2 separate regions of the Homo sapiens genome follow, and region 2 is linked to region 1. A link is a loop called in an ENCODE intact Hi-C map of the cell type or tissue named here. Cell type or tissue: B cell. All regions are shown on one strand. Each heading gives the region's core, and the rest is flanking DNA. Links, peaks and the distances in the headings are about the cores only. Region 1 holds the start of CFAP206 (cilia and flagella associated protein 206). Region 2 has its middle 16 kb from the start of ZNF292.

What was found. Hi-C counts contacts between places; a loop is a spot of excess contacts. Peaks named below come from ENCODE experiments on the same cell type or tissue, not always from the same donor. Only the 100,000 strongest peaks of a DNase experiment are listed, where the experiment ranks them.
Region 2: a loop joins it to region 1, with 5 times the contacts of the local background. A loop is called at or near these places in 28 of 110 quality-filtered maps.

What each region holds. Positions count from the first base shown.
Region 1 is chr6:87,400,490-87,413,323 of GRCh38, forward strand. CFAP206 (cilia and flagella associated protein 206) reads left to right here and starts at 7,483. Exons shown (of 13, transcript NM_001031743.3): 1 at 7,483-7,600; 2 at 9,346-9,458; 3 at 10,096-10,179. The coding sequence starts at 9,351. In B cell, for the core only: no CTCF peak of the experiment used is centred there; a DNase peak (open chromatin) is centred at 7,832; H3K4me3 peaks cover 1,847 bases; H3K27ac peaks cover 1,614 bases; H3K27me3 peaks cover 723 bases.
Region 2 is chr6:87,132,784-87,145,617 of GRCh38, forward strand. No RefSeq gene overlaps it. Among named protein-coding and RNA genes, the nearest start is that of ZNF292, 16 kb to the right of the region's middle. In B cell, for the core only: CTCF peaks have their summits at 6,651 (motif pointing right) and 6,859; a DNase peak (open chromatin) is centred at 6,658.

The sequences.
Region 1 (12,834 bases), core at 3,084-11,083:
AGCAAGCAAAGACAGTTGCTTTAATGAACGTGGGAGAAGTGGGAATGGAGAAAGCAAGTTGGTTCAAGAGAAGTTAATAAAGACTTGGTCATTAGTTAAGGATTGGGTAGATGGGTGCGAGGGTGGGTGAGCAAAAGACAGGGAGATATTCACCTTTAAGAAAAGCTACACAGCGACATTTTCCACATATACAAAATAGATCAGTAGCACATATCAGAGTTGCTCATGGTGGGCTGCCAATGCATGGCTGATATGCTGTCCTTCACTCTCTAGAGTTGAGAATCATTGCCACACATGCTACAGTAGCAAAGATTTTGATGCTTTGAATCCTGTTTTCCTAATTAAGACCATGTGGTATGTGTATGAAGTTGCACCTGGTTTATAATTCTAAGAAAGAAGAACCACTATTGCCCCCACTTTTTATAGAAGCTTGATGATTATAACAGAATTCACTGATTCTTTTTTTTTCATTTTTGTGCTCTTATAATTTTGACTTCTTTTGTAATATATAAAAAAGCCCTATGCTTGTTTATCTTCCTTAAATGCCTCAATTACCCTCCCTGATTTAAGTGGTGAAAATCTGATGCTAAGGTCCCTTATTTCTCCACTGACTGATTCATGCGATGGAGAAAGAGATGGAAAATGAAGAATTAAGGCTTTCTTTCGTCATTCATCTTACCTTTAAAGATTCTTGGCCAGGTGCTGTGGCTCATGCCTATAATCCCCAGCACTTTGAGAGGTCAAGGTGGGAGGATCATTTGAGCCGAGGAGTTGGAGATCGGCCTGAGCAATGTAGCAAGACTTTGTCTCTACAAAAAAATTTAAAAATTCACCAGGTGTGGTGGTGCATACATGTAGTCCCAGCTACTCAGGAGGCTGAGGCAGGGGGATCCCTTGAGCCCAGGAGTTCAAGGCTGCAGTGAGCTATGATCACACCACTGCACTCCAGCCTGGGCAACAGAGAAAGAATCTGTCTCTTAAAAAAGAGAAGAAAAAAAGAAAAGGATTCTTTTTTTGTTTTTTTTTTTGAGACAGAGTCTGGCTCTTTCGCCCAGGCTGGACTGCAGTGGCGCGATCTCGGCTCACTGCAAGCTCCGCCTCCCGGGTTCACGCCGTTCTCCTGCCTCAGCCTCCCGAGTAGCTGGGACTACAGGTGCCTGCCACCACGCCCAGCTAATTTTTTGTATTTTTAGTAGAGACGGGGTTTCACCATGTTAGCCAGGATGGTCTCGATCTCCTGACCTCGTGATCCACCCGCCTCAGCCTCCCGAAGTGCTGGGATTACAGGCGTGAGCCACAGCTCCCGGCCAAAATATTCTTGATAATTACAAAGAAAAGTAGATTTTTAAGGGTTAGACAGGACCCTTGAACTCAAGAAGCTATGCTATGTTTGTATCAGGAAACGAAACTATCTGCTTTTTTTTCTGCCTTTTTGTATCTGTGCCCATGTAAATAACATTTGAAAAAGAATCTCCATGAAGAAGATGGTTAAGGAATAATCTTGTGATCCTCCTGACTAAAAGGATATGGGAAAGTACAAGAAAATAGCTCATGCTTATCCTAAGAGAAACGGAAATAAGGGTGACTTGCATTGTCTTACTTGTTCCATAATTTCTTTCTCATTATTGACCTGAAATCTCAACTTCCCTCTCCGTTATCAAGCCTTTTTGTGGAGAAGGAAAGATAAACTGGAAAAGGAGATTGTCAGCTAATTCCAGGACTCTGACTTTCACAGTTTCAAAATCGATGCCCTACATGTAATATACAGGTTGTGTTTTTTTTAAAAAAGGAGAGCTGTTGTGAAGCACATGGATAATAATGGAGAAAGACAATGAAAACAAAGTGAATAACACAATATATATTTTTTTAACTTTTGAGGATTTTTTAGGAATACAGCTCTGTTTTAATGCTTAACATCCACAAAGCACAACTAAAAGTAGAGAAGTTCTATATTATTGAGCCTTTATTTTTTATTATAAAACATATACAGAAAAGTCAGTGTAACATATATATTTATATATACATATATACATATGTGTATAAATACATATGTATATATACGTATGTGTATATGTGTATATATGTACATATACATACGTGTATGTGTATATGTGTATATATGTACATATACATACGTGTATGTGTATATATGTACATATATGTATGTATATGTGTATATATGTATATATCTATACAGTTAAAAAATTATAAAGTGAATAGCCATGTAACTACTATCTAGATGCAAGTTAAAAACTAGAAATTTTTTTTTCCCACCCTGTCTTACAGTGCTGAAAAAATTAGAAATTTTAAACCAAGAGTACACTGCCACTTGCATGAACTTCAGGGAATCTGTATATTATCTGAAATTATATATAAAATTAGGGGCTCTATGAATTTTTTGGGAAAAAGAGTCTAGAATTTTCAGAAGCTTAAAAGAATTCCCCTCATTTTAAGTACTTATAAGAGCAATAAGACTTAAGATGGCTCCGTAACTTAGTAGCTTTGCAGTCTTAGACTAGTCTCTTGCTCTCTGAATATTGATTTCTATATCTGTAAAGTGAAATAATAATGTTCACTCTCATGAGGCTGTTTTAAGGAACAGATGAGTTATCTATCTGTGAAATAGCTTTGTAAGCTCCAAAGTACTCTTTCAAATGTTAATTATCTATCTTTGTTAGCAACTGAAAAATTTAGCTTAGATCTTCACAATATCTAAAGAACTGCTGGCTGGGCCGGTGGCTCATGCCTGTAATCCCAGCACTTTGGGAGGCCAAGGCGGGCAGATCACTTGAGGTTAGGAGTTCAAGACCAGCCTGGCCAACATGGTGAAACCCTGTCTCTACAAAAAATACAAAAATTAGCTGGGCATGGTGGCACATGCCTTTAGTCCCAGCTACTCAGGAGGCTGAGGCAAGAGAATCACTTGAACCTAGGAGGTGGAGGTTGCAGTGAGCTGAGATTGTGCCACTGCATGCTAGCCTGGGTGACAGAGTGAGACTCTGTCTCACAACAAACAAACAAACAAAAAAACTAGTAAATTGCTTTTGTTGCTCTACATTGGTTTAAATGCATGGTCTAGCATGATAATGCTAGTCTGGCAATACGCTAGTTCCTGGTCAAGCCAACCATTCTTCAAGATCATGCTTGCTCCTGAGCTGCTGAATAATTTCCAAAGAAAATCACTTAACATGGCAAAATGCTTTCACTTTAAATTCATGATCCTGACACTCAGATGCACATTCATTACTTCTCAGTAATTACTGAAAGTTACTGAAAGTTTCTAGTAAGCCCACCCACTCTTCTACCCTCCCAGATGGTTATTTCCTATTAGCCTCTCTCCAAGGTTACCCAAGGTTCCACTTCTGACCATGATGGAATAACAAGGACTGGACTTAACTTCCTACCACAAACAACTAGAAAACTGGGCAAAATATATAAAACAACTGTTTGCTATTATTGCCCCCAAATTTCTGCCTGGAGGCAGTTTCCAGATCCTGGGCATAGAAAGGTAAACCCACTGCCTAGGGACTTTATTGAGTTGAGGAGACAGAGATCAGAGTTCACAGATGTGGAAATTGAAGGGCAAAGTTTTGGAAGGGATGAAGCTATACAAATAAATAAATAGAATTCATAAATCTGAGACTTTGCTAAGTACTTGGCTGTTCATGTATGGATTGACAATCCACACAGTCGAGCACAGAATGACCAGGGAGTATAAGCTAAATAATTCTTAGAGCTCACAGAGGATGAGAAGACATTTGAGCTCTGACCAGCCAGAGTGAAGAGTCCTCAGTGAAAACCAAGGAATTCATTGAAGACCTCTGAGCAGTTATTAATTAGTAGTAAGGTCAAATTATTTCTGGAATGAAGACTACTCTAGACCTACCCTAATAAAGCTTAAAAACAGTCCACAAATGAATCAAACTCATCCACAAATAACTGGCTGAAAAAAACAGCACAACCCTTCCTAAAGGGGGACAATTCAGACACTGAACAAGGATGCAATTCACAACGTCCAGTATTCAATAAAAAATTATTATTATTTTTTGTTGTTGTTGTTTGTTTTTGAGACGGAGTTTCGCTCTTGTTGCCCAAGCTGGAGTGCAATGGAGCGATCTCTCGGCTCACTGTAACCTCCGCCTCCCAGCTTCAAGCAATTCTCCTGCCTCAGCCTCCCGAGCAGCTGGGATTACAGGCGCCCGCCACCGTGCCCAGCTAATTTTTTGTATTTTTAGTGGAGACGGCGTTTAACTATGTTGGCCAGGTTGGTCTCAAACTCCTGACCTCAGGCGATCCACCCACCTTGGCCTCCCGAAGTGCTGGGATTACAGGCGTGAGCCACCGTGCCCGGCTCAATAAAAAATTATTAAACATGCTAAGAAGCTCAACTCATTTGAGCTTAAAACTTCTTAAAGCCTGAGGAAAAGGAAAAATATATAATTCTCTCTTTAAATGTTGAACAGTTTGTGACATATTAAAGATACTTAATCAGAAGAAATTAATTCTACAATATTCTTAAAGGCAATCTTTTAGCTTTTAGATAAAAAACATTTGATAAAATGGGTTTCACTTCTTCTAGGATGACTTCCATCACAATTCTATTTTAAGACTGTTTTATGTAGATTTGTAATCTGGTGTTTTGAAACAACATAAAACTTGGTTTCTCTTTTAACAAAACTGAGAAGAGTTCTCATGCCTTCTTTTTCTCAAGGTAAATATATCCAGTTCTCTCTATCTTATTCTGACAAAATTTTTCTTATTCTCTGGATGCACTCTGGTTCCTCCGTGTTTTTTAATTAAATGCCATTGCTGCCGTGTTAAAACTAGGAACAAATAGTTCTACAAAGACTAGAAGTCCAATAAACCATGGGAGTATAAAATATATTGTCATAGTTGATGTTGTCAATAATAACCATGATAAAGGTCATAAAATACTAGTTTCTAAAATTTATGAATCCTTTTATCTATGTCAGATGCTGTGCTAAGTGCTTCATGACGGCTATCTCATTTTACTCTCACAACTCCACGAGATAGATACCATTGTTTTGTTTTATAAATGAGAAATTTAAATCACTGAAAGGTTTATAAATGAACTCTTTCCACACTTATACTGTATAATAAGCCACTCAAAAACTCAGCGGTTTAAAACAATACTCATTCATTATCACACATCTACAGGTTGACTGGAGTTTGGCTGATCTAGGCTGGGCCCTAGTTGGGCATCTCTGCATCTTACTAAAAGATCGGTTCAGGCAATTCTGTGCCATATGCATGTGATTCTGGGACCAAAGAGCTTGCTTTGTATGTACTTCTCATGGCAATGATACAGGCACAAGAGAGAAAGCAGAAATATGGGGTCTCTTTAAGATCTTGGATCTGATTTGGCACACCGTTGCTTCACCACAACCTATTGGCCAAAGCAAGTCACATGGCTAAATTCAAAATCAAGGATTGGGGAAGTATACTCCACCAAAGTCCATGGCAAAGGTGTGGATGCTAAGAGGCATGAAGGATTAGGGAGAATAATTCAATGTAGCACAAAACGCTAAATAATACTTCCAAAGTCATACCCATTGTAGCAGTCAGGGATTCAGTTTGGCTGAATGTAGCAAAAAACCCAAATAATAGTAGCTTAATAAAATAGGAGTTTATCTTCTCTCATGCAAAGTCTGGAGATAGCCAGTCAAGAAGCTGATAGGGCTGTTCCATGACGTTACCAGGAACTCAGGTTCCTTTTTCATTTTTGTTCCACCATCCTTAAGATGTGACCCTCATGTTTATGTTCACAGCAAGGCTGCTGGAGCTTCAGCCAGCATATTCTCATTTCAAGTAGAAAGAAAAGGAAAGGCAATAGACATAAAATGGAAGTGCTTTCCCTGACACCTCATCCAGTGATTACACTTACATCTCATTGGCTAGACCATGTCACAGGCCACTCTCACTGAGAAAGAGGTTGAGAGATTTTTTTTTTTAAAAGAGAACACTGTCATTCCCAACACAGGGTTAAATTAGTAACAGAAAGAGAAGAAAACATTGACATTAAGTAGGAATTAACAGTATCAAACATACTTCAGGGAGTATTTGTGCCAGGATTTGCCCATTAGTTTAAAACTATACTTAATATGATGGTATTATTCTTACCATCTTAAAAGATATTTAATATTCTAATATATAATATATGCTCATGGAAGACATTTTGGTAGCTATCTTAAAGTATAAAGAAGACAAATCAGCCATAAGCCATTACAAAGTTACAACCACTGTTAAAATTTTGCTATCTCACCGTCCTTTGGTTGCTTTACCTTGTATACTTACAGTATATTTGTATATCTAAATTGGGTTCATTCTCTACAAATAGCCAGTCTCATCTCCCTTGTATTTTTAAATTTTGTTTTATAGATCATAAGACAATATATACTCATTATGGAAAAATCTAGAAAAAACAGAAAAGTATAAAGAAATAAAAGTAATTTACCTATAATTCCATCCTTAGATCTAATTGCTTGCTGTGATTTTGAAAAACTGACCTACACTTTTTGTGCATTATATGTATGTCAATATAGTTTAAGTCATATTATATAAAAATTTCGCATTTGGCTTTTAACAAATATAAGACAAACACAAGGTTTTTGTTAACATAATTTTAAATACCTGCCTGATATTTTACTTAAATAACGTGTTTAGATTTCTAAGGCTGTGCTATTATAAATCTTGTTACTCTGAACATCTATTTTTACACAAGCTTCTTCCACATTCCGGGAACATTTTCTAGAAGGCGGAAATAAAATTGTGTTATATTATGATGTATATTCTTGAGTTTTTGTGTTGATTCATTTCCTAGTAATCAGGGAATGTCCTTAAGCAAAGCATATTCTGCATATTTGTTTGCAGTTTGAGAAAAATTACTGTTTAAAAATAAAACCTTGTTGTTTGATGCTCTCCTTCTAATGAGTATTTAATCCTTTTTCACACTTTCACGTCTGAAGGTGGGCCTAACGATATTATCGTTAAGGGATAAAACCTCATTATTTTGACTCGGACACTAATGTGTTCTTATCATGTGCTTCTTGAATGAGCAGTTTTCTCTTCGGGCATCTTGGAGCGTTCTGTTACAGACTTCCTTTGAACAACGGGACATGAAATAAAACCTCGATACTTTTTACTTTTGTTTTTTAAAACTAGATACTTTTACAAGAACTCTATTTGCCCAGGATACAGCCCTTCCGTTTTCCCAGCCTCTCCAACTGGCTCCTCCCTCTCCCCCACCCCGCTTTCAAAGCCGCCTCATCATTCCCACGCTAGCAAGTTAATATCCTTATTTACGAGAACTTGTGTTTCACAGTCTTAACCACGGAGGTTAAGATGTCTCTGCCTGAAATTCCTTTGTTTTTAAAGTTTTTCCAGCCCATCTTTTGGGGGAAAGACCCTCAAAGTGGGACCCCGCCCCACCCCCACCTGGCCCCGCCCCCTCTGGTCCGGAGCCTTCCATCTCCATGGTTACGCGGCGGTGGCTGCGAGCGCCCAACTGCTCCGACCGTCGCGGTGAGGGCCCCAGGACAGAAGCAGACAGACACGGCTCCTGCTGTCGATTCCGATCCAGGTCAGCCTACTCGGGGCTCCGCGCCCTTGACCCGGAGGCGTACCCCGCCAGGCGGCGAGCTTGGGGCGGCTGGCGGAGCTCGGGCGGCTGGAGGACCGCGTCCTGCCTCGTCGAGACTTAGCTCTCAGTCTCGATCCTTTAGGCTGCGCCGCCGCAGAGCTGGAACAGCGGTCCATTCCTGCCGGAGGCGCCACCCCAGGGCTGCAGGGCTGCCCTCTAGCCTTTGCGCGGGTGCCTGAGGCCTCCCGCTTCTGTTTCGCTCCACTGGCTACCCCAGAAGCCGGACCTCGGGAGACTTAGTAATTGGAGGGTGGGTGCAGGGAAGGTGCTGAGCCGCGTCCCTAGCGACCCGGCAGCGGCGCGCATGCGCACACAGATCCGGAGCGCGCACACAGATCCGGAGCGCGCACACAGATCCGGAGCGCGCACACAGATCCGGAGCGCGCACACAGATCCGGAGCGCGCACACAGATCCGGAGCGCGCACACAGATCCGGAGCGCGCACACAGATCCGGAGCGCGACGGACTCTCCCACTGACTGGCACTTGCGCATGCGCTGCCTGTGATCTTGGAGTACTGATTATAAGCTGTTTTAAGCGATTCCCTTAAGCCGCGCACTGTTGTAACCACTAAAAACAGGACTAATTTAGTCCTCACACCTCTGGAAAGAAGTGAAGCAAGTGCCCAAGGTCTCACAGCTGGACAGTGGTCGGGTCACCATGGAATCCAGGCAATCTGGTTTCACTGGACAAAATGCCTAGTGCTTCGTACTCATCCATTGGAAAGCTAATAATGCTGAGGAGTTGGCTTTATCTACCTGATATTGCCTTTGTTATACTCTACATGCCAACTTCCATTGTGCTTAGTTACTGATATTCAGGAAAATCAGAAAACTCGATCAAAACCTACCACTTTTTCCTTATAGTAAATGCTTTTTTTTATCGAGAGTCTGAACTCTATTTTAGATGTGCGGAAAAGATCATTTTAATGATCTGAGCAAGAATTGTTTTCCAAGATTCTAGTACAGTTCTGAAGGGTCATTTAATGAATGTGGTGGAATAAGCATTTCTCCTTTTAAAGCTGTACTCTTGGGTTTCTCATTAATTTTACCTCCCTCCCCTACAAATACTGCTTAGCCTTTTTTTTTTTTTCCTGAGACACAGTTTCGCTCTTGTTGCCCAGGCTGGAGTGCAATGGCACCGCAACCTCCGCCTCCCGGGTTCAAACGATTCTCCTGCCTCAGCCTCCCAAGTAGCTGGGATTACAGGCGTGTGCCACCACTCCCGGCTAATTTTGTATTTTTAGTAGAGACGGGGTTTCTCTGAGTTGGTCAGGCTGGTCTCGAACTCCCGACCTCAGGTGATCTGCCTGCCTTGGCCTCCCAAAGTGCTGGGATTACAGGCGTGAGCCATCGCGCCCAGCCTGCTTAGCCTTTTTTTTTTTTTTTAATTAAGAATATCATGATAGGAATATATGTTTAGTGACCATAATTTAAATAATTGAAAATGTTATTTATCAAATGTTTCAATTATTTGAAATCCCAATCGTTGTCTGTCTTCAATAAAGTCCTTCATTTTTAAAAATAATGAAAAACAGGAGAGGCCTAGATACTAATAAAAATGCTAATAAGCTAATAGATGATATTATGACTGTTTACAAATACAATATTGCAGAAATCAAAAGAGGAAAAAAATAAATTTGCATAAAACCACGGTTTTTTTAAAAAAAATTGTTGTTTTATTTAGCCAGAATGCCTCCAACTCAGGCCGAAAGTGTTATAAGGAGTATTATACGAGAAATAGGACAAGAATGTGCAGCCCATGGAGAGATTGTTTCTGAAACTCTGATTGCTTTTATGGTAAGAAGAAATATTTTTGTGATTACTGTTTTATTAAGAGGTTTTTTAAGATGTGGTGTCCATTTTCCCCTTTAAATTCTGTGAGGCTTTCATAAATGTTTTTCAGTTGAAGCATAACGAGATAATTGGACAAATTTGTGAAAACATTTTTAAAAAGTTTATAGAGCATGTGAGTTCTAGATTTATAGAGACATTTAGAAGACCTTGATGAGTTTTGGAAACATCAATAATGTTCTCCTGTGTGGGAATTTTTTGACGTGTATTTTTGTTTGCCGTTGTTAAAAATTACTCATTGCTGTGGTTTCTCTGTTCTTGCTTTTGGTTAACAATACACAATAAAAATACAATAAAATATGCCATAGTTTCCCAATTGAAAACCTAGCCATTGCTTTCAACTTATTTCCCCATATAACTTTTCTAGCACCATATTCAAGTTTGATGTTTGTTGCTTCCTTTTTTCAACCTCTAACAAGGGTACTGATGAGTTCAGTAATAAGAAGAATAGTTGGAAAACCAACCCCAACGTAATCAAGAGGTAGTTGTTTAAAAAATGGAAACATATTAAGCTAATAATATGAAATAAAATTGCTTAATGGATTCTTTCCTAGTTAATGGACTCGTTCCTACTTTTTTCTAGGTGAAAGCTGTTGTCCTGGATCCAAGTAATGGCTTTAACATGGATAGAACCCTCATGAAAAGTGATGTGCAGAATCTTGTTAAGGTGATTACCCAACAGTCCTCAAATTTGCAATTACTTATTCTCAGTTGTAAATACAATATTTGTATTAGTCATTATTGCCTTCAGCTGCATGAAACAAAAGCCCACAAAATAGTAGTATACACGAGATATTTTTCTCATAACACAAAATCTGGAGAGACATAGACCATTCTTCCTGGCTTCCTGGGGCACACCATCCTTGCAATATGGTCATCTGGTGGTCAAAAGATAGCTACCCTGCCTCTAGGCAGAAAGAAGGGGGAAAGACAAAGGGCAAAATATGTGTGCCAATTGGGTCTATCACCTTCTATCCAGAAAATAATAATTTTCCCAGAATCCCTCCCATCTACTTAACATTTATTGACCAGAATGATATTGTAAGTGACCCAGGGACATTTCACTTCTTTTTTCTTTCTTAGATGAATAAATCCTTGCCCCAATCCAAATTGAGGCTCTGTTAGTAAGGAAGGAAGGGCAGGGAAATTGGGCAGGTAGCAGCATCTGCTACAGTATTTTAGTGAAACCTTGTTACTAATGTCTTACATTGCAAACATTAACTAGTTCGTCATATACTGTGAAGTTAAATAGAACTAAATTAATTTGCATTTCTCTAATGCTGAGTGATGTTGAGCATTTTTTTCATGCTTTTTGGCGATTTGTATGTCTTCTTTTGAAAAATATCTATTCATGGCCTTTGCCCACTTTATAATGGGGTTATTTGTTGTTGTCGAGTTGTTTGAGTTCCTCGTAGATCCTGAATATTAGTCCTTTGTCAGATGCATAGTTTGTACATATTTTCTCCCATTCTGCAGGCTGTCTTTTCACTCTGTTGATTATTCATTTTGATGTGTAGAAGCTTTTTAGTTTATTTAAATCCAATTTGTCTATTTCTGTTGCATTTACTTTTAAGTCATGAATTCTTTGCGTAGGCCAATGCCCAGCCCCCTAGGTTTTTTTCTGTTATTTTTATAGTTTCAGGTCTTACATTTAAGTCTTTAATCAATCTTGAGTTGTTAATTTTTGTATATGGTGAGACATTGGGATGGGTTTCATTCTTCTGCATATGGTAATCCAATTTTCCCAGCACCATTTATTGAATAGGATGTCATTTCTCCAGTGTATGTTTCTGTTGACTTTGTCAAAGATCACCTGACTGCAGGTATGTGGCTTTGTGTCTGGATTTTCTATTCTGACAATGAGATACAATCTTACACCAGTTAGAATATCTTTAAAAAGTAAAAACATAACAGATATTGGTGAGGATGCAGAGAAAAGATGGTATAAAGCTTGTTCTTAGCAATAGGGGAAGTGATTGTGGCAGTCAGAAATTTTATTGGAAAGCCGTGGAAGAGAATCCAGGAGGGGCAGAAAATAAGTTGTTCTCCTTGTCATGACCCAAGAAGAGTTTTCCATTCCCCCCAATTCCCCAACTCAACTAAGTTGGAAAGAATCAAGCCAATATACTTTTAGTACGACAGGTACATAAACTAACAACATATGTTATATTCAAGTGACAATTTTTTTCTCAACTAAAAATCATGTGGATGAGCTATTTTTTTAAGTGTGCATTTTAGAACAGTACTTCTGTATGTGGAGGGATCCAGGTGCACAGGCTTCTGCAAAGACATAGTGTCCAATCCTCAGTCTTGCATTCTCCCCTCCCTCCTCCCAGGAAAGCAGGGCTGGTGCTCAGGGAGATGGGTTGAGAGTGATGCTGCCAAGTGCCTGCCAGCTGCAGTATATTCAGCCTACAGAGTGAGCAGTGAAGGAAGTGGGGGAGGGAGGTGACCAGTAGAGATGAGAGAAGGAAAGAAAAACTGAGGTTGATATTCAATATAAAGAGGCAAGGCAGAGAAGGGGAATGAGCCATCTATGTGGGGGCTCATAGGAGAAAACAGACCAGGAGAAGAAATATCAAGGGTAGAACCAGAGAAATTTTGTGAAGAGAGGGGGGTGGTTGCAGCAGCTTTTTAATTTTAATTTAATTTAATTTAATTATATTTTATTTTTTGAGACAGAGTCTCGCTCTGTCCCCCAAGCTGGGGTGCGGTGGCATGATCTTGGCTCATTGCCATGTCCACCTCCCGGGTTCTCAAGCGATTCTCCTGTCTCAGCCTCCCGAGTAGCTGGGACTACAGGTGTGTGCCACCATGCCTGGCTAATTGTTGTATTTTTAGTAGAGACGGGTTTCACCATGTTGACCAGGCTGGTCTCGAACTCCTGACATCGGGTGATCTGCCCACCTCTGCCTCCCAAAATGCTGGGATTACGGGTGTGAGCCACTGCACCAGCTGCAGCAGCTTTTTATAAAATAAAATGAGGAGTGTTGTTCAAGGCACAAATAAATAGTAATGAGGAACTCTAGAAGAGTTTTAGACTGGAATATAAGCTTTGTGGAACATTTACCCACATTTAGACTGCTCAAACTAACCAAAACATCAGGTTTCTTGCCTTCAACTAGACTACTAGCCACCTGGCATGATGATTATTGGTTAACTCAAGGGAAATAACTTATTACTTAACAAATGTTATTGGTAGTAAAGATATGGAATCAACCTAAGTGTCCATCAACAGATGATTGGATAAAGAAAATGTATACACACATACACACAATGGAGTTTTATTGAGCCATAAAAAATAATGAAATCATGTCTTGTG
Region 2 (12,834 bases), core at 3,158-11,157, 270 kb before region 1:
TTGGCCTCCTGAAGCACTGGGATTACAGGCGTGAGCCACTGCACCTGGCCTCATTGATATTTTTATAAATAGCTCTAGTTCATTAATTACGTATCTGCTATGTACGGTTTTTAAAATAGAGTTAGGGATGAAAGAACAAGTTGTGTGCAACTGAACTTCTTCCTGGAAGTCTCTTTATTGTTTAGGCTACCCTAAACATCTCATCTGATCCAAAGGGCCTCCTGGCAAAAAGCAGGACACTAGACACACACACTCTTAGATGCCTAAATTTATCTCAATAGTCTATCAAATCATCCCTGTCTCTATCCAGGGATTGGTTTGGAGAGGTGCAGGCCTCTTTTCTAGGGGTCTCTTTTGTTTTATTTCCAATGTTCTCTCCCTCTTCCAGCACAGGAAGAGGTTTTTTGGTTTTTTAATTTGCTCTCAGGTAGGAATTGACAAAGATTTCTTGCTTTAGCCAGGCTCCTGAACCTTCTCTTAGGCCCATCTGTGTACTTCCTTCCAAAATCCAGTTTTAGCAAAGAACCCTAAGTCAGCTTAGCAAGAACCCTCCACTATTGACATGTGATCACCCTTGTTATCCGATCAGGTTGTCATCTTCTGCCATCCCTCAGGTGATGTTGAGTCACCCTGGCCTATCTTCAGCAAGAATCTTGTTTAGGTCTATTTAGTGAGAATCCCTCTCACCACCCTGATATTTCCTCTTATAGTAATTTTTCATCCACTGACCCCATCCTGCTCCTTGGCTATAAATTCCCACTTGTCCATACTGTCTTTAGAGTTGAGACCAATCTGTCTCCATTGCAAAATCCCAGTGCCGTGGTCTCAATACCTATCATGATGGTCCTGAATAACATCTTTAACATGTGTCATTGAATAATTTATTTCTTTAACAAAATGAAGGGAGATGGGGGCAGAGTGGAACTCACTTAGGTATTTTGTCAAATGTTATACTGCCTATATTTTCTGTATTATACTTGGACCTGAACATTTGAACTTAAAAAGCAAGCGAGAAAGCAAACTGTATTAGACAGGGTTCTCTAGAGGGACAGAACCAATAGGATAGATGTATACATAGAGGGGAGTTTATTAAGGAGTATTGACTCACACGATTACAAGGTGAGGTCCCACAATAGGACATCCACAAACTGAGGAGCAAAGAAGCCAATCCAAGTCTCAAAGCTGAAGAACTTGGAGTCCAGTGTTCAAGAGCAGGAAGCATCCAGCACATGAGAAAGATGTAGGCTGGTAGGCTAAGCCAGTCTAGTCTTTCACGTTCTTCTGTTTGCTTTTATGCTGGCCATGCTGGCAACTGATTAGATTGTGCCCACCCAGATTAAGGGTGGGTCTGCCTTTCCCAGTCCACTTACTCAAATGTTCATCTCCATGTCAACACCTTCAATGACACACCCAGGATCAGTACTTTGCATCATTCAATCCAATCAAATAGACACTCAATATTAACAATCACACAAACAAAAACAGGAAGTCGCTACCTTGGTTCTTTGGTTCTGTTGTGATGAACATTGGGGCAATGGTGGCCTAACTACTGGCAAGGGTTAAGGGAACAAAAGAAAATGGAGAAGGACCATATCCATCAATATGGTCATGTCTCAGTATCCCTGGGGGATTGGGTTCAGGACAGCCCCCCACCTCTGAGGATACCAAAATCCACAGATGCTCATCCATTATATGAAATGGTGTATGCACATTGACCTCTGTTCTAATAAAAATTTTTTAAATATATTTTTAATTAAAAAATAAAATAGTGTAGTATTTCCATATAACCTATGCATATCCTCCAGGATATTTTAAATTATCTATAGATTAATTATAATACCTAATACAATGTAAATGCCGTGTAAATGGTTGTGTTGTTTAAGGAATGATAACAAGAAAAAAGTCTGTACATATTCAGTACAGACACAACCATTCTTTTTTTAAAAAAATATTTTCAATCCATGGTTGGTTGAATCTACACATGTGGGATTCACAGATGCAGAGGTCTGACTGTATTTGGAAACATCGTGCAGTCACAGATTATGGCAATTTGGTTCAATGTCAAAGGTATTCTAAAAATTATTGAAGGATTTATTAAAATAATACTTCTGACAAACAGGATTTAGCAATACATTTAAATCCTTATTTTTGAATGAGTCACAAAATTGTTTGTCCTAAATTCCTTCAGTTTTCCTTCATTCATAACTCACAACTTTTTTCTACAAAAATCCATCGACAATTTATATCTGTAAAGTGAAATTTTGATCATTTGATTGCTGTCAAAGCAGTGGTTTGCTTTCAGCAAAAGTGACATTTTGTCCCTGATCAAGTAGGAGGATAGCTGTGTAAGGAGCTGTTATCTTGGTGTTAAAAAATGGAGACTGCATCTCTGACAAAGAATCTATTTGCAAGTCGTTAATCTCAGGGGAGATTTAGAGAAGGAAGTTAATATTTTCTTGCTAAATTCTCCATCATCACAATACCATAAATTAGTTGTAAATAATACAAAGATTTGTGTGAATGAAAAGTATCTATATATGAAGAGCTGGAGGAAAGTAAATTTAGCTGCTGAAGATATATGTTATAAGGCTTTGTATTAGAAAGTGGTTAATGTTACATTCTTCTCCTAATATTTCCTACATTCTTCTTATCGCTAGTCAACTATGTTACAAGAGGAATTTATTACATTCATTATATTCTTATTAATATTTTTAAAAAGAAATATTATATTTATTTTTCATTTTGCCATTTTTATTTTATTTTACCATTTTACCATTTTCATTTGTATTCATTTCATTTTAAATTATTTAAATTAAAAATAATTTAACACCTATTATTTTTACACTAAGCAATGATTCTTAACATAAGGCTGAAATCAATAGACATTTAACAAATAATATACATATGTTTATCATCGATCGAAAACCCGAAGGACCTAATACAGCACGTACTAAAATTGAGTTTCAGTTCATCCTTGATTTTGTATTTTTGGGAAATATTTTTTAGAGGCTTTGGTTTATTTTACTGAGAAAAAATACAATTCTCAATATCGATTGACTAAAATATTCAAGGAAATATACAGAAAAAAGTTATTTATTGCATATTGCTAGAATATGAACATTTAGAACCGTTTCTCCCATGTTCACTCTGCCTCTGGTATTATAGTACAGCAAGCTAATTTGGATTTTGTGTGATTTTTACACAGAAAACCTTCACTTTATAAAAGAGTTCAAAGTAGGGAGTTTTCTTTCCTGGAAAGCAGTACCAAACTAATATCTTTAGAAAAAGCTGCATGAAACATGAAGTTGCATTTGGTTATCTGATTACAATTGACTGCATCCAAGTCAAGAAACCAAAATGAGAAAAGGTAAAAACTTGAATGTCAAGTTATTAAATCAATTATAACACCAGAATTAGAATATGCTATTAATTGATATTAGGAACTGTAGATGGGCCCAAACATTAAAAGAATCTGACTAGTAATTACAAATCCTGGTAATGAAAATCAGGCAACTCCATGTACAGGGAATATACAGAGATGATAGAAATGAGCTATTGCCATACCAGGACTTCAAACTTTTTACATATCAGCTTCTTTATTTGCAGAGTGCCTGGGAATTCCTGCTCTTTCTATATGGTATAATCCTCTTTAATATGGGTACTTATTCTGTTATCGTCCCATCATAGTCCAAACTGCACTACTTCTTTGGGTTCTGGAACCCATCTGCCAGGAGGAATTTCATGGCTAAGTTTTAAACAAAGAATTATGCTTGCATATATTGACATGGTACCACATCAACATTACTAGAAGCACTCTCTCTGGATTTAAAGAAACATGCAGCAATTATTTTTATACATTATCCTCGTTGAATTGAACTCAGTATTATTCGAAATTCTAGTGCTGTATATATATATGCATATATGAGATCATAAAGGAAACTTTCCAGGGAATGTTTTGATAATAGGGTAAAGGAAAAGAAAAGAAGGGACTAAACAATTTGCATAGAATGAAATTTTACAGTTTAGAAAGAAATCTCTGCAAGAAATTGAAAGTTCTGTAGGACTAACAGTAAACTTCATGGGCTCATAAACTCTGTAATTATTTTAACCTCTCCATAAAAGTTCTCAGAGAGCTATCCTCCCCACCCAACCCCGCTTCTCCTATCCACTCTTATGTAAATTAGAGTTAGAGGTATCTTGTTGAAAGACCAACAAACCAAAAGGGGATAAGGCCCACTTGAAATTTGCAGTTTATAAAAAGTCAGGGCCTCTGTTCAAGGCCAGGGATGACTTCTTCTTTCTGCTCCTTCTTCATCTTCATCTTCTTTCTTCTTCTTTCTTCTTTCTTTATTCCTCCTCCTCCTTCTTCTTCTTTTTCTTCTTCTTCTTCCTCTTCTTCTCCTTCTTCTTCTCCTTCTCCTCCTCCACCTCCTTCTGCTTCTTTCCTCCTCCTCCTTCCTCTCCTCCTCCTTCTCTTCCTCCTTCTTCTCCTTCCCCTCGTCCCCTCCTTCCCCCTTCCCCTCCTCCCCTCCTCCCCTCCTTCCCCCTCTTTCTCCTCTTTCTCCTCCTCCTGCTTCTTCTTCTTCCTCTTTTTTTGAGACAGGATCTCACTCTGTTCCCCAAGCTGGAGTGCTATGGCTCAATCTCAACTCACTGCAGCTGCCACCTCCTGGGATCAAACGATCCACTCACCTCATCCTCCCAAGTACCTGATGGGCCAGAACTTCTTGACCTCTCTATGACTAATATTATTTTTGCAGAATATGACACAACTTGAATATATGGCAATCTACAAAAAGTTAGATGCCAAATTAGGGTAACAATCATCACTCCAAACCTTAGTTAATAGTCCTTTAAAATAGGGTGATTTTTCAGAACCTTACATGCTTACAACTAAAAACAGCTTTCATGAATAAGAATAAGGTAGATTCTTACCAGATCAATACCTTGTTTTCAAGAGGCCAGGTTCTCATTCTATGTAACTATGGAAATCAAATTACATAGGAAGGCAGTCTTCCCCAGGGGAAGCTGGTTATACAGGTGAACTTTCTGATACAGCTAGTGATATTGAAATTCTGAATACAGCTATGTTGGTTGAATTTAACACACTCTGATGGGCATATACATCATTCCAGTAAGTTTTGTTTTAGTAAGGGAAACAAAGCATAAATAATTTGATACAAAGGCTTATTTGCCTTCCAACTATATGACACTCAACAAATTTGGAAATATTCTCTGAATCAAGGATCTCTTGTCTATTTCATGTGGCATCCTTTAATTACCTTCAGCAGTAACATATTAGCAGCTAATTTTGATAAATTATTATATGAATCAAATCATTCTTATTTTTCTTTTCTTTTCTTTTCTTTTTTTTTTTTTTTTTTTGAGACAGAGTTTTGCTCTTGTTGCCCAGGCTGGAGTGCGATAGCACAATCTCAGCTCACTGCAACCTCTGCCTCCCCGGTTCAAGTGATCCTCCTGCCTCAGCTTCCCAAGTAGCTGGGATTACAGGCGTGTACCACCATGCCCAGCTAATTTTGCATTTTTAGTGGAGACAGGGTTTCACCATGTTGGCCAGGCTGGTCTCGAACTCCTCACCGCAGGTGATCCACCTGCCTCGGCCTCCCAAACGTGCTGGGATTACAGACGTGAGCCACCGTGCCCAGCCCAAATTATTCTTATTTTTCTAACATCTGCCTTAAATATGTCCATTTTAAAGTTTCCTAATTATACTAAAATTAACCAGTTTAGAGAATATCTTCCTTCCTTTTATGACACTAGCACTAACATTACTTTCCTACGACTGGTGTAACACATTTCTCCAAACTTAGTGACTTAAAACAATACAGGTTTATCCTATAGCTTGAGAGATCAGAAGTCCCAAATGGGTCTTACTATGCTAAAATCAAGGTTTTGGCAGAATTGCATTCCTTCTGGAGGCTCTAGGAGAAAATTTCCTTGCATTTTCCAGTTTCTAGAGGTTGCAGTATTCCTTGGTGTGCGGCTGCACTTCATCTGCAAAGCCAGCAATGGTTGGTCTAGTCCTTCTGATATGGGATGATTCTGACCTCCTCTATGGCCTACCTCTGCCATATTTAAAGGATACTTGTGATTACATTGTACGCACACAGATATTCCAGAATAATCGCCTTAATTCCACTGCAACACTAATTCTCCTTTGCTATATAAGCTAACATATTTATAGGTTCTAGGGATTAGGATATAGACATTTATGGGGACCATTAATCGGACTTCCACGTAACTCCAGTATTTAGTGTAATTTATCATATCCTCCCAGACTTATTTTTGGACTAAAATATATTTCAACTTTAAAAAATGTCTTGGTAGGAAGAGCCAGAAGATAAAGACACACATGAAGAAAACTTTCCCTAGAAGAGATCCAGAGAACCACTTGGAGTTGATACTGGGAATGGGGAAGAGAAGTGATACAAAGATTTCATTGGCAAATCTGAACAACTGATGGCATATGAAGAAAAGGAAAAGGAGTCAAACCTGGACTTAAGGCTTGGTACCTAAAACTTGGAAAGATAGTAGTGCCCTGAACAGAAACAGGAAAGTCAGGAGAAAGCTTAGCTTGAGTGAGGGCAAGGGTGGGAAGGGACTTTGATAAATTCACTGGCAAAACCTCTAGGTGGAGCTGTCCAACAGGTGATTAGATATGTGAAGTTGTTGATCAGGCAAAAATTCAGATAGCAGATCTGGAATTGAGATACGATTTGGAGTCACAGTCATAGGAATAAAATCAAAGCCATAAAGATGGATGAAATTGCCAAAGTAGAAAGTAAAATGAGAATATTGACAGCAGAAACTTAGAAAAACCTTAACAGCCTGAAGAAGTTGCTAGTGAGGTCAAAGATCCAATATAATAGAACCATATTGATTCCATTCCAAGATGGCCAAATAGGAACAGCTCTGGTCTGCAGCTCCCAGCGTGATCGATGCAGAAGATGGAGATTTCTGCATTTCCAACTGAGGTACCTGGTTCATCTCATTGGGACTGGTTGGACAGTGGGTGCAGTCCATGGAGGGTGAGCCGAAGCAGGGTGGGGCATCCCTTCACCCCAGAAGCGCAAGGGGTTGGGGGATTTCCCTTTCCTGGCCAAGGGAAGCTGTGACAGACTGTACCTGGAAAATCAGGACAATCCTGCCCAAATACTGAGCTTTTCCAATGGTCTTAGCAAACGGCACACCAGGAGATTATATCCTGCACCTGGCTTGGTGGGTCCCACACCCACGGACCCTTGCTCACTGCTAGCACAGCAGTCTGAGATCAACCTGCCAGGCAGCAGCTTGGCAGGGGCAGGGGCGTCCACCATTGCTGAGGCTTGAGTAGGTAAACAAAGTGGCAAGGGAAGCTCGAACTGGGCGGACGCCACCGCAGCTCTGCAAGGCCTGCTGCCTCTGTAGACCCCACCTCTGGGGGCAGGGCATAGCTGAACAAAAGGCAGCAGAAACTTCTGCAGACTTAAACGTCTCTGTCTGACAACTCTGAAGAGAGCAGTGGTTCTCCCAGCATGGTGTTTGAGCTCTGAGAATGGATAGACTGCCTCTTCAAGTGGGTCCCTGACCCCCGTGTAGCCTAACTGGGCAACACCTCCCAGTAGGGGCCAACTGACACCTCATACAGGTGCCCCTCTGGGACAAAGCTTCCAGAGGAAGGATCAGGCAGCAATATTTGCTGTTCTGCAATATTTGCTGTTCTGCAACCTCTGCTGGTGAAAACCAGGCAAACAGGGTCTGGAGTGGACCTCCAGCAAACTCCAACAGACCTGTAGCTGAAGGACCTGACTCTTAGAAAGAAAACTAACAAACAGAAAGGAATAGCATCAACATCAACAAAAGGGACATCCACACCAAAACCCCATCTGTAGGTCAAGCATCAAAGACCAAAGGTAGATAAAACCAGAAAGATGGGGAGAAACCAGGGCAGAAAAGCTGAAAATTCTAAAAACCAGACCATCTCTTGTCCTCCAAAGGATCGCAGCTCCTCACCAGCAACAGAACAAAGCTGGACGGAGAATGATTTTGACGAGCTGACAGAAGTAGGCTTCAGAAGGTCGGTAATAACAAACTTCTCCGAGCTAAAGGAGGATGTTCGAACCCATCAGGAGGAAGCTAAAAACCTTGAAAACAGATTAGATGAATGGCTAACTAGAATAAACACTGTAGAGAAAACCTTAAATTACCTGATGGAGCTGAAAACCATGGCATGAGAACTACGTGATGCATGCACAAGCTTCAATAACCAATTCAATCAACTGGAAGAAAGGGTATCAGTGATTGAAGATTAAATTAATGAAATAAAGTGAGAGGAGAAGTTTAGAGAAAAAAGAGTAAAAAGAAATCAACAAAGCCTCCAAGAAATATGGGACTATGTTAAAAGACCAAATCTACATTCGATTGGTGTACCTGAAAGTGACGGGGAGAATGGAACCAAGTTGGAAAACACTCTTCAGGATATTAGACAGGAGAATTTCCCCAACCTAGCAAGGCAGGCCAACATTCAAATTCAGGAAATGCGGAGAACACCACAAAGATACTCCTCGAGAAGAGCAGCCCCAAGACACATAGTTGTCACATTCACCAAGGTTGAAATGAAGGAAAAAATGTTAAGGGCAGCCAGAGAGAAAGGTCAGGCTACCCACAAAGCAAAGAACATCAGACTAACAGTGGATCTCTTGGCAGAAACTCTACAAGCCAGAAGAGAGTGGGGGCCAATATTCAACAATCTTAAAGAAAAGAATTTTCAACCCAGAATTTCATATCCAGCCAAACTAAGCTTCATAAGTGAAGAAGAAAGAAAATCCTTTACAGACAAGCAAATGCTGAGAGATTTGTCACCACCAGGCCTGCCTTACAAGAGCTCCTGAGGGAAGCAATAAACATGGAAAGGAACAACCAGTACCAGCCACTGCAAAAACATGCCAAAGTGTAAAGACCATCGATGCTAGGAAGAAACTGCTTCAACTAATGGGCAAAATAACCAGCTAATATCATAATCACAGGATCAAATTCACACATAACAATATTAACCTTAAATGTAAATGGGCTAAATGCCCAATTAAAAGACACGGACTGGCAAATTGGATAAAGAGTCAAGACTCCTCAGTGTGCTGTATTCAGGAGACCCATGTCACGTGCAGAGACACACATAGGCTCAAAATAAAGGGATGGAAGAAGATCTACCAAGCACACAGAAAGCAAAAAAAAAGCAGGGGTTGCAATCCTAGTCTCTGATAAAACAGACTTTAAACCAACAAAGATCAAAAGAGACAAAAAAGGCCATTATATAATGACAAAGGGATCAATTCAACAAGAAGAGCTAACTATCCTAAATATATACGCACCCAATACAGGAGCACCTAGACTCATAAGGCAAGTCCTTAGAGACCTACAAAGAGACTTAGACTCCCACATAATAATAGTGGGAGACTTTAACACCCCACTGTCAATATTAGACATATCAACGAGACAGAAGGTTAACAAGGATATCCAGGAATTTAACTCAGCTCGGCACCAAGTGGACCTAACAGACATCTACAGACCTCTTCACCCCAAATCAGCAGAATATACATTCTTCTCAGCACTACACCGCACTTATTCCAAAATTGACCACATAGTTGGAAGTAAAGCACTCTTCAGCAAATGTAAAAGAAAGAAATTATAACAAACTGTCTCTCAGACTACAGTGCAATCAAACTAGAACTCAGGATTAAGAAACTCACTCAAAACCGCTCAACTACATGGAAACTGAACAACCTGCTCCTGAATGACTACTGGGTACATAACGAAATGAAGGCAGAAATAAACATGTTCTTTGAAACCAATGAGAACAAAGACACAACATACGAGAATCTCTGGGACACATTTAAAGCAGTGTGTAGAGGGAAATTTATAGCGCCAAATGCTCACAAGAGAAAGCAGGAAAGATCTAAAATCGACACCCTAACATCACAATTAAAAGAACTAGAGAAGCAAGAGGAAACACATTGAAAAGCTAGCAGAAGGCAAGAAATAACTAAGATCAGAGTAGAACTGAAGAAGATAGAGACACAAAACCCCGTTCAAAAAGAATCAATGAATCCAGGAGCTGTTTTTTTGAAAACATCAACAAAATTGATAGACTGCTAGCAAGACTAATAAAGAAGAAAAGAGGAAGAATCAAATAGATGCAATAAAAAATGATAGAGGGGATATCACCACCGATCCTACAGAAATACAAACTACCATCAGAGAACACTATAAACACCTCTACACAAATATACTGGAAAATCTAGAGAAAATGGATAAATTCCTGGACACATACACCCTCCCAAGACTAAACCAGGAAGAATTTGAATCTCTGAATAGACCAAAAACAGGCTCTGAAATTGAGGGAATGATTAATAGCCTACCAACCAAAAAAAGTCCAGGACCAGATGGATTCACAGCCAAATTCTACCAGAGGTACAAAGAGGAGCTGGTACCATTCCTTCTGAAACTATTCCCACCAATAGAAAAAGAATGAGGCCAGCATCATCCTAATACCAAAGCCTGGCAGAGACACAACAAAAAAGGAGAATTTTAGATGGATATTCCTGACGGATATCAATGCAAAAATCCTCAATAAAATACTGGCAAACTGAATCCAGCAGCACATCAAAAAGCTTATCCACCACGATCAAGTTGGCTTCATCCCTGGGATGCAGAGCTGATTCAACATATGCAAATCAATAAACATAATCTGTCACATAAACAGAACCAACGACAAAAACCACATGATTATTTCATGCTGAAAACTCTCAATAAACTAGGTGTTGATGGAACGTATCTCAAAATAATAAGAGCTATTTATGACAGACCCACAGCCAGTATCATACTGAATGGGCAAAGACTGGAGGCATTCCCTTTGAAAAGTGGCACAAGACAAGGATGCCCTCTCTCACCACTCCTAGTCAACATAGTGTTGGAAGTTCTGGCCAGGGCAATTAGGCAGGAGAAGGAAATAAAGGGTATTCAATTAGGAAAAGAGGAAATCAGATTGTGCCTGTTTGCAGATGACATGATTGTATATCTAGAAAACCCCATTGTCTCAGCCCAAAATCTCCTTCAGCAAAGTCTCAGGATACAAAATCAATGTGCAAAAATCACAAGCATTCCTATACACCAATAACAGACAAACAGAGAGCCAAATCATGATTGAACTCCCATTCACAATTGCTACAAAGAGAATAAAATACCTAGGAATACAACTTACAAGGGATGTGGAGGACCTCTTCAAGGAGAACTACAAACCACTGCTCAGCAAAATAAAAGAGAACACAGACAAATGGAAGAACATCCCATGATCATGGATATGAAGAATCAATCTTGTGAAAATGGCCATACTGCCCAAGGTAATTTATAGATTCAATGTCATCCCCATCAAGCTACCAATGACTTTCTTCACAGAACTGGAAAAAACTACTTTAAAGTTCATATGGAACCAAAAAAGAGCCTGCATTGCCAATACAATCCTAAACCAAAAGAACAAAGCTGGAGGCACCACACTACCTGACTTCAAACTATACTACAAGGCTACAGTAACCAAAACAGCATGGTACTGGTACCAAAACAGAGATATAGACCAATGGAACAGAACAGAGGCCTCAGAAATAACACCACACATCTACAACCATCTGATCTTTGACAAACCTGACAAAAGCAAGAAATGGGGAAACGATTCCCTGTTTAATAAATGGTGCTGGGAAAACTGGCTAGCCATATGTAGAAAGCTGAAACTGGATCCCTTCCTTACACCTTATACAAAAATCAATTCAAGATGGATTAAAGACTTAAATGTTATACCTAAAACCATAAAAACCCTAGAAGAAAACATAGGCAAAACCATTCAGGCCATAGGCATGGGCAAGGACTTCATGTCTAAAACACCAAAAGCAATGGCAACAAAAGACAAAATTGACAAATGGGATCTAATTAAACTAAAGAGCTTCTGCACAGCAAAAGAAACTACCATCAGAGTGAACAGGCAGCCTACAAAATGGGAGAAAATTTTTGCAACCTACTCATCTGACAAAGGGCTAATATCCAGAATCTACAATGAACTCAAACAAATTTACAAGAAAAAAACAAACAACCCCATCAAAAAGTGGGCAAAGGATATGAACAGACACTTCTCAAAAGAAGACATTTATGTAGTCAAAAGACACACGACAAAACGCTCATCATCACTGGCCATCAGAGAAATGCAAATCAAAACCACAATGAGATACCATCTCACACCAGTTAGAATGGCAATCGTTAAAAAGTCAGGAAACAACAGGTGCTGGAGAGGATGTGGAGAAATAGGAACACTTTTACACTGTTGGTGGGACTGTGAACTAGTTCAACCATTGTGAAAGACAGTGTGGCGATTCCTCAGGGATGTAGAACTAGAAATACTATTTGACCCAGCCATCCCATTACTGGATATATACCCAAAGGATTATAAATCATGGTACTTTATAGTACCATGCACATGTATGTTTATTGCAGCATTATTCACAATAGGAAAAACTTGGAACCAACCCAAATGTCCATCAGTGATAGACTGGATTAAGAAAATGTGGCACATATACACCACGGAATACTATGCAGCCATATAAAAAGAATGAGTTCATGTCCGTTGCAGGGACATGGATGAACCTGGTAACCATCATTCTGAGCAAACTATCTCAAGGACAGAAAGCCAAAGACCACATGTTCTCACTCATAGGTGGGAATTGAGCAATGAGAACACCTGGACACAGGGCATAGAACATCACACCGGGGCCTGTTGTGGGGTGGAGGGCAGGG